2 separate regions of the Homo sapiens genome follow, and region 1 is linked to region 2. Evidence: read pairs that join two places in POLR2A ChIA-PET (ENCODE). Cell type or tissue: GM12878. All regions are shown on one strand. Links, peaks and the distances in the headings refer to the core of each region. The heading gives the core; the rest is flanking DNA.

Evidence for each region. ChIA-PET counts read pairs that join two places held together with the same protein. Peaks named below come from ENCODE experiments on the same cell type or tissue, not always from the same donor. Only the 100,000 strongest peaks of a DNase experiment are listed, where the experiment ranks them.
Region 1: POLR2A ChIA-PET joins it to region 2 with 5 read pairs; 7 of 35 experiments call an interaction of 5 or more read pairs at or near these places.

Annotation. Positions count from the first base shown.
Region 1 is chr15:40,875,672-40,881,047 of GRCh38, forward strand. No RefSeq gene overlaps it. Among named protein-coding and RNA genes, the nearest start is that of RHOV, 4.1 kb to the left of the region's middle. In GM12878, for the core only: no CTCF peak of the experiment used is centred there; no DNase peak of the experiment used is centred there; H3K27ac peaks cover 808 bases.
Region 2 is chr15:40,716,708-40,722,083 of GRCh38, forward strand. It overlaps RAD51 (RAD51 recombinase), which reads left to right. Exons shown (of 10, transcript NM_002875.5): 6 at 2,098-2,192. Among named protein-coding and RNA genes, the nearest start is that of RAD51, 24 kb to the left of the region's middle. In GM12878, for the core only: no CTCF peak of the experiment used is centred there; no DNase peak of the experiment used is centred there.

The sequences.
Region 1 (5,376 bases), core at 293-5,292, 160 kb after region 2:
GCCGAGATTGCGCCACTGTACTCCAATCTGGGAGACGCAGCAAGACGCCATCTCAAAAAAAAAATAAAAATAAAAAAATAAAAAAGGCCGGGCGAGGTGGCTCACACCTGTAATCCCAGCTAATTTTTGTATTTTTAGTGGAGACGAGGTTTCACCATGTTGGCCAGGCTGGTCTTGAACTCTTGACCTCAGGTGATCCATCTGCCTCGGCCTCCCAAAGTGCTAGGATTACAGGTATGAGCCACCACGCCCAGGAGGCTTATCATATTTTCAAACTTTTTTCTTCTGACCTGTATCAGAAAGTTAGAATCATCGTAAAGGTCTGCACCCTTGTGGTCTCCAGTTGGGTAGGCTGAGGAGAAGGAGGAAAAGGAGTTGGTCTTGCTGCGTCAGGGGTGGCAGAGGTGGAGAAGGTGGAAGGGGAGGCAGGAAAGGCAGGCACACTTGGTATAACTTTTATCTATTTTTAGAGATGTGGTCTTGATCTGTTGCACAGTCTGGAGTGCAATGACGCGAGCATAGCTCACTGCAGCGTCCAAACTCCTGGCCTCAAGCAATCCCGCCCCAGCCTTCCAAGTAGCTGGGATTACAGGCATGCACCCCCAGGCCAGGCTACATTTTTTTAATTTTTTTTTTTTGTAGAGACAGTCTTGCTTTTTTGCCCAGGCTGGTCTTCAACTCCTGGCTTCAAGTGATCCTCAGGCCTCAGCCTCCCAAAGTGCTGGGATTAAAGGCATGACCCACCACACACGGCCCTCAGTGTAACTTTTATTGAAAAAATTCTGCCTAAAATGGACCTGTACAGTTCACACCCATGTTGTTCAAGGCTCAGCTGTATACAGATCATGAGAGAGGCAGAGAAACACAAGTGTGAATACAGCAGGCAGGAATGTACTGTACTCCTTTTCAGAGGAGAGCTTTCTCTAGACTCAGCCTGAAGGCAAGCTGTGAACACTTTCACTCCCCTCAGCTAAAGGAACTCAGGGTGCTGAGAAGCTAGCTGGGGAGGATCTTCAAGGACAATTTCCATTTGAATATTTTATAAATCTCCAAATACCTAATATTATCTCATCATCATCAAAAGCACATAATAATTACCTATCTGCAGATGCTGTTCTGGGCCACCCACTGCCCTTGCCCTAGAAGGAGTTTGCAGACTGAGACAATATCTCCCAGGTAGCCCTGGGAAGGTCACCTGGAGAGCAAGTGAAGAGTAGCCTGATGCTAATTTTGTCTCTTTATTGCAACCACACCAAGTGACACCAGGCCCAGAATCCTTTCTCTGATCTCTGACCCTTTCATCTCAGCCTATGCAAAGATCACAGAAAACACCGTCACCTTCAGGGAGTCAGCCATTCACGAGTTTTGGGAAAGGAGAATGTTGGGAGGGGGAGGGGCAGTGAATATTAAAAGAGATAATTCTATTTCTCCAAGAGCTGGTAGTATAAAAGCCATAAATCCGTCCAGGTGCGGTGGCTCACACCTGTAATCCCAGCACTTTGGGAGGCTGAGGTGGGTGGATCACTTGAGGTCAGGAGTTCGAGACCAGCCTGGCCAACATGGTGAAACCCCGTCTCTACTAAAAATACAAAAATTAGCCGGGCGTGGTGGTGGCGCCTGTAATCCCAGCTACTTGGGAGGCTGAGGCACAAGAATTGCTTGAACCTGGGAGGCAGAGGTTGCAAATGAGCCGAGATCGCGCCACTGCACTCCAGCCTGGGTGATAGAGCGAGACTCAGTCTAAAAAAAAAAAGCCATAAATCCAAACCAAATCTTTACATCTCTTAGAAAAAGTGACAGGTTCCCTGATTTTTCTTTTCTTTTTCTTTTTTTTTTTTTTGCCAGGGTCTCGCTCTGTGGCCCAGATCAACAGATTCAACCTCAGCTCACTGCAACCTTCACCTCCCAGGTTCAAGCGATTCTCCTGCCTCAGCCTCCCAAGTAGCTGGGACTACAGGTGCATGACACCATGCCTGGCTAATTTTTATATTTTTGGTAGAGACAGGGTTTCACCATTTTGGCCTGGCTGGTCTTGAACTCCTGAGCTTAAGCAATCCACCTTCCTTGGCCTCCCAAAGTGCTGAGATTTCTTGTTTTCTCTTTTTGAGCCCAAAGGAGAGGACTACAGCTAGAAAGATGACTTAATCATTAAAATCTCGACTATGGGGATGGGGAAATCGTAGGAGCCCCTGTAACCACTTCTACATGCCAATGTCTTCATCCTACATGCCATACCTCTGAATGTCTGGGGATGCTAATAATCCCTAATTGTAGCCCCAAGTCTCAAAAACTTCTCAGACACATCCACATAAGTTTATTCATCTAGCAAGTGAAAGAGGCCTTACCTGTTGTCCTGCCTTTGTATTCCTCTAGAAAGCCCAAAAGCTGTTGTATTTGCTCTCCTGGAAAAGGAGTGGCATTTTTTTTTTTTTTTTTTTTTTGAGACGGAGTCTCGCTCTGTCACCCAGGCCGGACTGCGGACTGCAGTGACGCAATCTCGGCTCACTGCAAGCTCCGCTTCCCGGGTTCACGCCATTCTCCTGCCTCAGCCTCCCGAGTAGCTGGGACTACAGGCGCCCGCCACCGCGCCCGGCTAATTTTTTTTTTGTATTTTTAGTAGAGACGGGGATTCACCTTGTTAGCCAGGATGGTCTCGATCTCCTGACCTCATGATCCACCCGCCTCGGCCTCCCAAAGTGCTGGGATTACAGGCGTGAGCCACCGCGCCCGGCCAGGAGTGGCATTTTAAAAGACCTGGACATCAGGAGACCTGTCCCAGTGTTCCCAGTTCTTCAGCTCACTAGCTGTGTGATGCCTACCAAATCACTTCATCTGTCTCAGTCCTATAAAATGACAGGTGAAGCATGTTTATCTCTGAAAGCCTTTCTGGTGCTAGCAATCTGTGATTCAGGGATCCCAGGGAAGCTGCCCCAGCCCAGGTGTCTGGGACAGAATTACTACACACGCGCGCACACACACACACACACACACACACACACACACACACACACACGCTCTTCTTTGCAGTGCTCTTGTTTTTTTACCTGGATTTTAATAATAGTTTAATTATAGCTGTAAATTTGAGGGTAATCCTGTTTCATCCTTTCTGCAGGCAGGAGGGGTGTAAATACACAAATTGGGGGAGATGTCTGCTTGGGCACAGGTAAAAGCCCTGATGTGGCCTGAGACAGGTCATTATTTTCTGGCCGCTTAGGTGGGGACACTTTCCAACCTAGGTCCCTCTGTCTGAGCTGGTTTAGGGGCAGTTTTGTCAGCAAGAGGGGGAGGGAGGAAACAACTTAAGGTGCTGATGAGTCACCTGTTTCTCAGAGAAGGACTTGCTGGGGAAGTTTGCAATTCTGGCTGCTACTGCTGGGAAACTCCCCTCCTAAGGGTAGGCTGGGTCTTATTCCTGCTGCCTGCCAGATCTTCTGCCCCAACTTCCAGCTAGACACACATTTGCTAGGATTAAAACTTGGCTCTGACATTCTCCATGGAGAAATAGCAGATTATAGGACTGGGGCAGGAAATATACAAGTCTATACCAATATAAATAAATAATTAAATACATAAATAAGTGAGACATGCCGGGCCTGGTGGCTCATTCCTTCAATCTCAGCACTTTGAGAGGCCAAGGCAGGAGGATTGCTTGAACCCAGGATTTCAAGACCAGCCTGGACAACATGGCAAAACCCAGTCTCAAAAAAAAAAAAAAAAATTAATGGGGCATGGTGGCATGCACCTGTAAGTCCCAGCTACTCAGGAGGCTGAGGTGGGAGGATCACCTGAGCCTGTGAGGTTGAGGCTGCAGTGAGCCACTGCACTCCAGCCTGTGTGACAGAGTGAGATTCTGCACCCCCTATCCCCCCACCGCAAAAAAAGGCAAAAAAAAAATAGTTTACTTAAAAAAAACCAAAAACTAAAAAACTCAACCATAGCCCTGACATTGAATCACGGCAGTAATATCTTGCCTCCAAAATGTCCATCACAGCTGTATATGGCTTTAGACTTGTAAAAGTGCTGCAGTCTGCCCTGTCTCATAAGAACCAAGTGACATGGCTTAGGAGAGGGGTGTGTCTGAGAAGGTGTGGCTGTGTGTGTGTGTGTGCGTGCGTGTGTCTATTCCCATTTTATCAGTGAGTATAGGGGACCTGCCCCAAGATGAAAGAAACTAGTAAGTGGCAGTCTGTTCCAGAATGAACAAGCCAACCACAGGTCCACCCTCAGGCGTGGTCAAGTTTTTTTTTTTTTTAAGATAGAGTCTGGCTCTGTCGGCCAGGCCACAGTGCAGTGGCAAGATCTTGGCTCACTACAACCTCTGCCTCCTAGTTCAAGCGATTCTCCTGCCTCAGCCTCCCAAGTAGCTAGGACTACAGGAGTGGACCACCACGCCCAGCTACTTTTTGTATTTTTAGTAGAGATGAGGTTTCACCATGTTGATCAGGCTGGTCTCGAACTGCTGACCTCAGGTGATCCACCTGCCTCGGCCTCCCAAAGTGCTGGGATTACAGGCATGAGCCACTGTGCCCAGCCAGTGTTGTCAAGTTTTATTAGGTATTTTTGTTAATTCCATATCTTAAGTTTACTGAAAACACTGGAATGCCTATAGCAAAACCTGGACAAGAATAAACCAAAAGAAACCAACCCCCTACCCTACCACCACAATTATTCCGCTGGCAAATAAGGGATTAACAAAAGAACACCACGGCCAGGCACGGTGGCTCACGTCTGTAATCCCAGCACTTTGGGAGGCTGAGGCAGGCAGATCACCTGAAGTCAGGAGTTCAAGAGCAGCCTGGCCAACATGGTGAAACCCTGTCTCTACTAAAAACACAAAAATTAGCTGGGCATGGTTGCATGCACCTGTAATCCCAGCTACTCCGGCAGCTGATGTAGGGAGAATTGCTTGAACCTGGGAGGCGGAGGTTACAGTGAGCTGAGATCACGCCACTGCACTCCAGCCTAGGAGACAGAGCGAGACTCCATCTCAAAAAAATTAAAAACAAAAACGAAAGAACACCAGTGGTGGGGAAAAGTTATTCCAAGGGCTCCATCCAGAGAGAGGTTGTTTTTGAGTGAATGCACTCTCATTGTCTTTTTCTGTTTCTTCTGCATACTCCAGTCCAAGACCCCCAAAATCAGGCCTGCTGCTTAGGATGAGCTCAGAGACTGAGATGGGCAGGTCAGAAAGCTTTGAAATAAAAACAGAATTCAAGAAAAAGAATTTTATATTTAACACTTGCTTACCAACATACTGATAATAATTATATATTATATATAACTTAATATATAATTATATATTATAATATAGTTATATGATACAATAATAATAATACAATAACTTGACTACCCACTTTCTGAGCTTTCAGTGGAAAT
Region 2 (5,376 bases), core at 207-5,206:
TGGAGTGTAGTGGCACGATCTCGGCTCACTGCAAGCTCTGCCTCCCAGGTTCACGCCATTCTCCTGCCTCAGCCTCCCAAGTAGTTGGGACTACAGGTGGCCGCCACCACGCCCGGCTAATTTTTTGTATTTTTAGTAGAGACAAGGTTTTACCATGTTAGCCAGGATGGTCTCGGTCTCCTGACCTCAGGTGATCCACCTGCTTCGGCCTCCCAAAGTGCTGGGATTACAGGCGTTAGCCACTGCGCCTGGCCTCCGGCCCTCTACTTTTATATTGTTTAGATTTTTAATATAAGCATATAGTTGTTTTGTAATTTCAAAAAAAAATTCTCAAAGATAAGAAAGAAAATTTGGGCTGGGTGCAGTGGCTCACGCCTCCCAGCACTTTGGGAGGCCAAGGTGGGTGAATCACCTTAGGTCAGGAGTTAAAGACCAGCCTGACCAACGTGGAGAAACCCCATTTTTACTAAAAAATGCAAAATTAGCCGGGCGTGGTGGTGCATGCCTGAAATCCCAGCTACTTGGGAGGCTGAGGGAGGAGAATCCCTTGAACCCGGGAGGCAGAGGTTGTGGTGAGGCAAGATCATGCCATTGCACTCCAGCCTGGGCAACAAGAGCGAAACTCCGTCTCAGAAAAAAAAGAAAGAAAAAATTTGGTTCTCCTAGGCCTTTAACATAAAATGTTCTAAAGGATTTTCCTCATAATTTAAATGGGAATTATGACTCCAAAGTAGATTTCTAGAGTAGAAATTACCCTTTAGCATCATTCACTTAAACTTTGTAGAAAAATTCAAAGGTATCTGGTATGGAATGGGTAGTCTAAAGCAGAGATTTCCTTGAGTGGCTCATAAGACAGTTTTCATGGCATTTCATTTACTTCTCTTTTCTTTCCTTTTTGTTTTCTCTTTAAAATTCTTTCTACTTATTTTTCTGTTTTCTCCAATTGTTCATTTTAAACATCTTGTTTATACTATTGGAGTAAATATGTTTTTTTCTTCTTTCTTGCTCACACTCGAAATTTGCTATAGACACTCCGAGGGCATTGACTAGTCCCTTTAGTACCCCTAAAGAATGAACTGCTCAATAAAGTGAAGTATAAGTTTGATATAGACATGCTAAAATTAACTGGGCTTTGGATCATGGCCCATTATTGATTAAAGCTAAGGTAAATGGTCTTCCAAGTTTCTGTACTTTTGAATTGATCAGTCTTGTGTTGGTATGCAGTTCTAGAATTTTATTACTGGCCAGGTGTGGTGGCTCACGCCTGTAATCCCAGCACTTTAAGAGGCCGAGGCGGGCAGATCACTTGAGTCCAGGAGTTCAAGACCAGCCTGGGCAATGTGGCAAAACCCTATCTATAAAAAAATTTAATCGGGTGTGGTGGTGCACACCTATGGTCTCAGCTATTTGGGAGGTGAGATGGGAGGATCTCCAGAGCCCGGAAGGCAGAGGTTGCAGTGAGCCAAGATTGCACCACTGCACTCCAGCCTGGGCGGCGGAGTGAGACCCTGTCTCCAAAACAAAAAAAGGCCAGGTGCAGTGGCTCGTGCCTATAATCCCAACACTTTGGGAGGCCAAGGCAGGCAGATCACCTGAGGTCAGGAGTTCAAGACCAGCCTAGCCAACTTGGTGAAACCCTGTTTCTACTAAAAATACAAAAATTAGCTGGGCGTGGTGGCATGGACCTTTAATCTCAACAACTCAGGAGGCTGAGGCAGGAGAGTTGCTTGAACCCAGGAGGTGGAGGTTGCAGTGAACCGAGATAACGCCACTGCACTCCAGCCTGGGCAACAGTGAGACTATCGCAAGAAAAAAAAAAAAAAGAAGAAAAGAATTTTATTACCTACTTTGGGCTATATTTCTAAGCAGTCCAGTTCTGACAGGACTAGCTGTATGTACTGAGACACAATCAGCTTTACATATTTTTCTAGCTGTATTTCTATTAATATCAGAAGGGAATGCCTCCTTCCTACCACTGTCATTTTTAAATGTTTTTTTCCCTTTGCCTTGGAGGAATTATAAAGATGTCATGAGGAGCTTGGTCAGCTGTATCAGAAATACAATGTTCATTTCTACTGTTGTTTTTGTTCTCTATAGCTTCCCATTGACCGGGGTGGAGGTGAAGGAAAGGCCATGTACATTGACACTGAGGGTACCTTTAGGCCAGAACGGCTGCTGGCAGTGGCTGAGAGGTAGGTTACTGGTTTAGATAAGAGAGACTATGGCTACACTTATCAATGTAGTGATTGCCAGGGTTAGTTTGGCCGAAGAATGTCTCTTCTATAACCCCACGTCCCAAAGTTGTATGTGTGGTTCAAAAGAATGACTTCCTTAGTAGAAAAAGGCATTCTTTTTTTTTTTTTTCTTCAGATGGAGTCTCGCTCTTGTCACCCAGGCTAGAGTGCGGTGGCGTGATCTCAGGTCACTGCAACCTCTGCCTCCCGGGTTCAAGCAACTCTCCCACCTCAGCCTTCCTAGTAGCTGGGATTACAGGCGCACACCACCACACCCAGCTAATTTTTTGTATTTTTAGTAGAGATGGGGTTTCACCATATTGGCCAGGCTGGTCTCAGACTCCTGACCTCAGGTGATCCACCTGCCTTGACTTCCCAAAGTGCTGGGATTACAGGTGTGAGCCACCGCACCCGGCCAGAAAAAGGCATTCTTTAGAGTTGCTGTCAGACTGGATTTAAAAAAAAAAAATCCAACTATATGTTTTCTTCCAGAGAAACCCTTTAGAAAGTAAAAGAATGGAGAAAGATATTGCATGCAAATAGTAACCATAAGAGACACTGCGTGGCTATACTAATATCAGACAAAGTACACTTTAAGGCAGACACATTGGCTGGGCGCTGTGGCTCACGCCTGTAATCCCAACACTTTGGGAGGCTGAAGCGGGTGGATCACGAGGTCAGGAGATCGAAACCATCCTGGCTAACACAGTGAAACCTCGTCTCTATTAAAAATACAAAAAGTTAGCCGGGTGTGTTGGTGGGTGCCTGTAGTCCCAGCTACTCGGGAGGCTGAGGCAGGAGAATGGCCTGAACCCGGGAGGCGGAGCTTGCAGTGAGCCGAGATCGCGCCACTGCACTCCAGCCTGGGCGACAGAGCAAGAATCCGTCTCAAAAAAAAAAGACAAACACATTATATACAAAGAGGAACATTTTATAATTAAAAGGTCAGTTTGTCAGGAAGATATAACAGTTGTAAAGATACACACACGCCTAACAACAAAACCCCAAAATAACATGAAACAAAAACTGAATTAAAGGGGAAAATAGACAACTCATCAATAATAGTAAGGGACCAGTTTTTCATTTTCATTAATGGATACAGGCTTCAATATTTCACTCTCAATAATGAATATAACATGTATCAGAGGCCCTGCTAAAGGGCATCTGTGAAAAACCTACAGGTAGCATCATACTAAATGGTGCTCTGTTACCCAGGCTGGAATGCAGTGGTGCTATTTCGGCTCACTGCAACTTCCACCTCTTGGGTTCAAGTGACTCTCCTGCCTCAGCCAAAAATTAGCCTGGCTAATTTTTGTATTTTTAGAAGAGACAGGGTTTCTCCATGTTGGCCAGGCTGGTCTCAAACCTGACCTCAAGTGATCTGCCTGCCTTGGCCTCCCAAAAGTGCTGGGATTACAGGTGTGAGCCACTGCACCCGGCCTTAATGGTGAAATTCTGAATGCTTTTCCCCCTAAAGTCAGTAACAAGGCAAGGATGCCCACTTTCACTATTTACATTCAGCAATGTACCAAAGATTATAGACAGTGTAGTCAGACAAGCAGATGAAATAAACGGCATCCAGATTGGAATGGAAGAAGGAAAACTATTTGCTAATGACATGGTGCCATATGTAGAAAATCCTAAGGAATCCATCCACAAGAAAAACTAGAACTAAATAACTGTTCAGCAAAGTTGCAGAATACAATATCAATATACGAAAATCCATTGTATTTGTATATACTAGACAATAACAATTCAAAAGTAAAACTTGAAAAAAAAACTTCATTCACAGTAGCAAGAAAAAGAATAAAATACTTAGGAATAAATTTAACAAAAGAAATGTAAGATTTGTACAGCAAAAACTCTGAAACATTACTGAGAAAAATTGAAGATTTACATAAAGAGAAGCATTCCACATCATGGATGGGAAAACTCAAGATTACTAAAATGGCATTCTTGGCCAGGTACTGTGGTGCACACCTGTAATCCCAACACTTTGGGAGGCCAAGGTGGGCGGATCACCTGAGGTCAGGAGTTCGAGACCAGTCTGGCCAGCATGGCAAAACCCTGTCTCTACTAAAAATACAAAAATTAGCCAGGCATGGTGGCACACTGCCTGTAGTCTGAGCTACTTGGGAGGGTAAGGAAGGAGAATCACTTGAACCAGGGAGGCAGAAGTTGCAGTGACCTGAGATCGCGCCACTGCACTCCAGCCTGGGTGACAAAGCGAGACTCTATCTCAAGAAAAGGCAGTTCTCCTCAGATTTTATCTATAGATTCAACCCAATCCTTATCAAAATTCCAGCAAGCTTTTTTTGCAGAAATTTACAAAGTAATCATAATATTTATGGAACATAACGTGGAAATGCAAAGGACCCAGAATAGCCGAAATGTCTGGAAAAAAAAGAAAATTTGAGGTCTTAGACTTTTTGGTTTAAATTCTTATTATAAAGCTACAATAACCAAGACAATATGGTGATGGCATATGGATAAATATGGAGAGTTCGGAAATGAAACCTTTATGGTCACTTCATTTTTGACAAAGGTAACAGGCAATTTTTTTAAAATTTAAAATTTTTTACAAATACACGTGGTCTCGCTGTCTTGCCCTGGCTGGTCTCGAACTCCTGGCCTCAGGTGATCATCCCTACTCAGCCTCCCAAAGTGTTAGGATTACAGATGTGAGCCACTAAACCTGGCTGACAAGGCAATTTAATGAGGGAAAAAATGGTCTTTTCAATAAACAGTGCTGATGTAGATGAATTTCCAAATGCAAAATAACTTTAGACCCTTACTATATACCACACATAAAAATTAAAATAGATAACAGTGTGGTCATTCCTCAAAAAATTAAACACAGAATGACCATGTGATCCAGCAGTTCCATTTCCAGCTATATAAAGAATTGAAAACAGGAACTCAGATACTTGGACAGCGATGTTCATAGCAGCATTACTCACAATAGCTTTGGAAATAACCCAATGTCCATTGACAAATGAATAGATAAAATGTACATACACACAATGAAATATCATTTTAGCCTTAAAAGGAAGAAAACACATTTTTTTTCTTAGACCTAGTCCTGCAGATAAAAAGGTAGGAAATTCTGACACATGCTATTAACATCCACTAACCTTCAGGG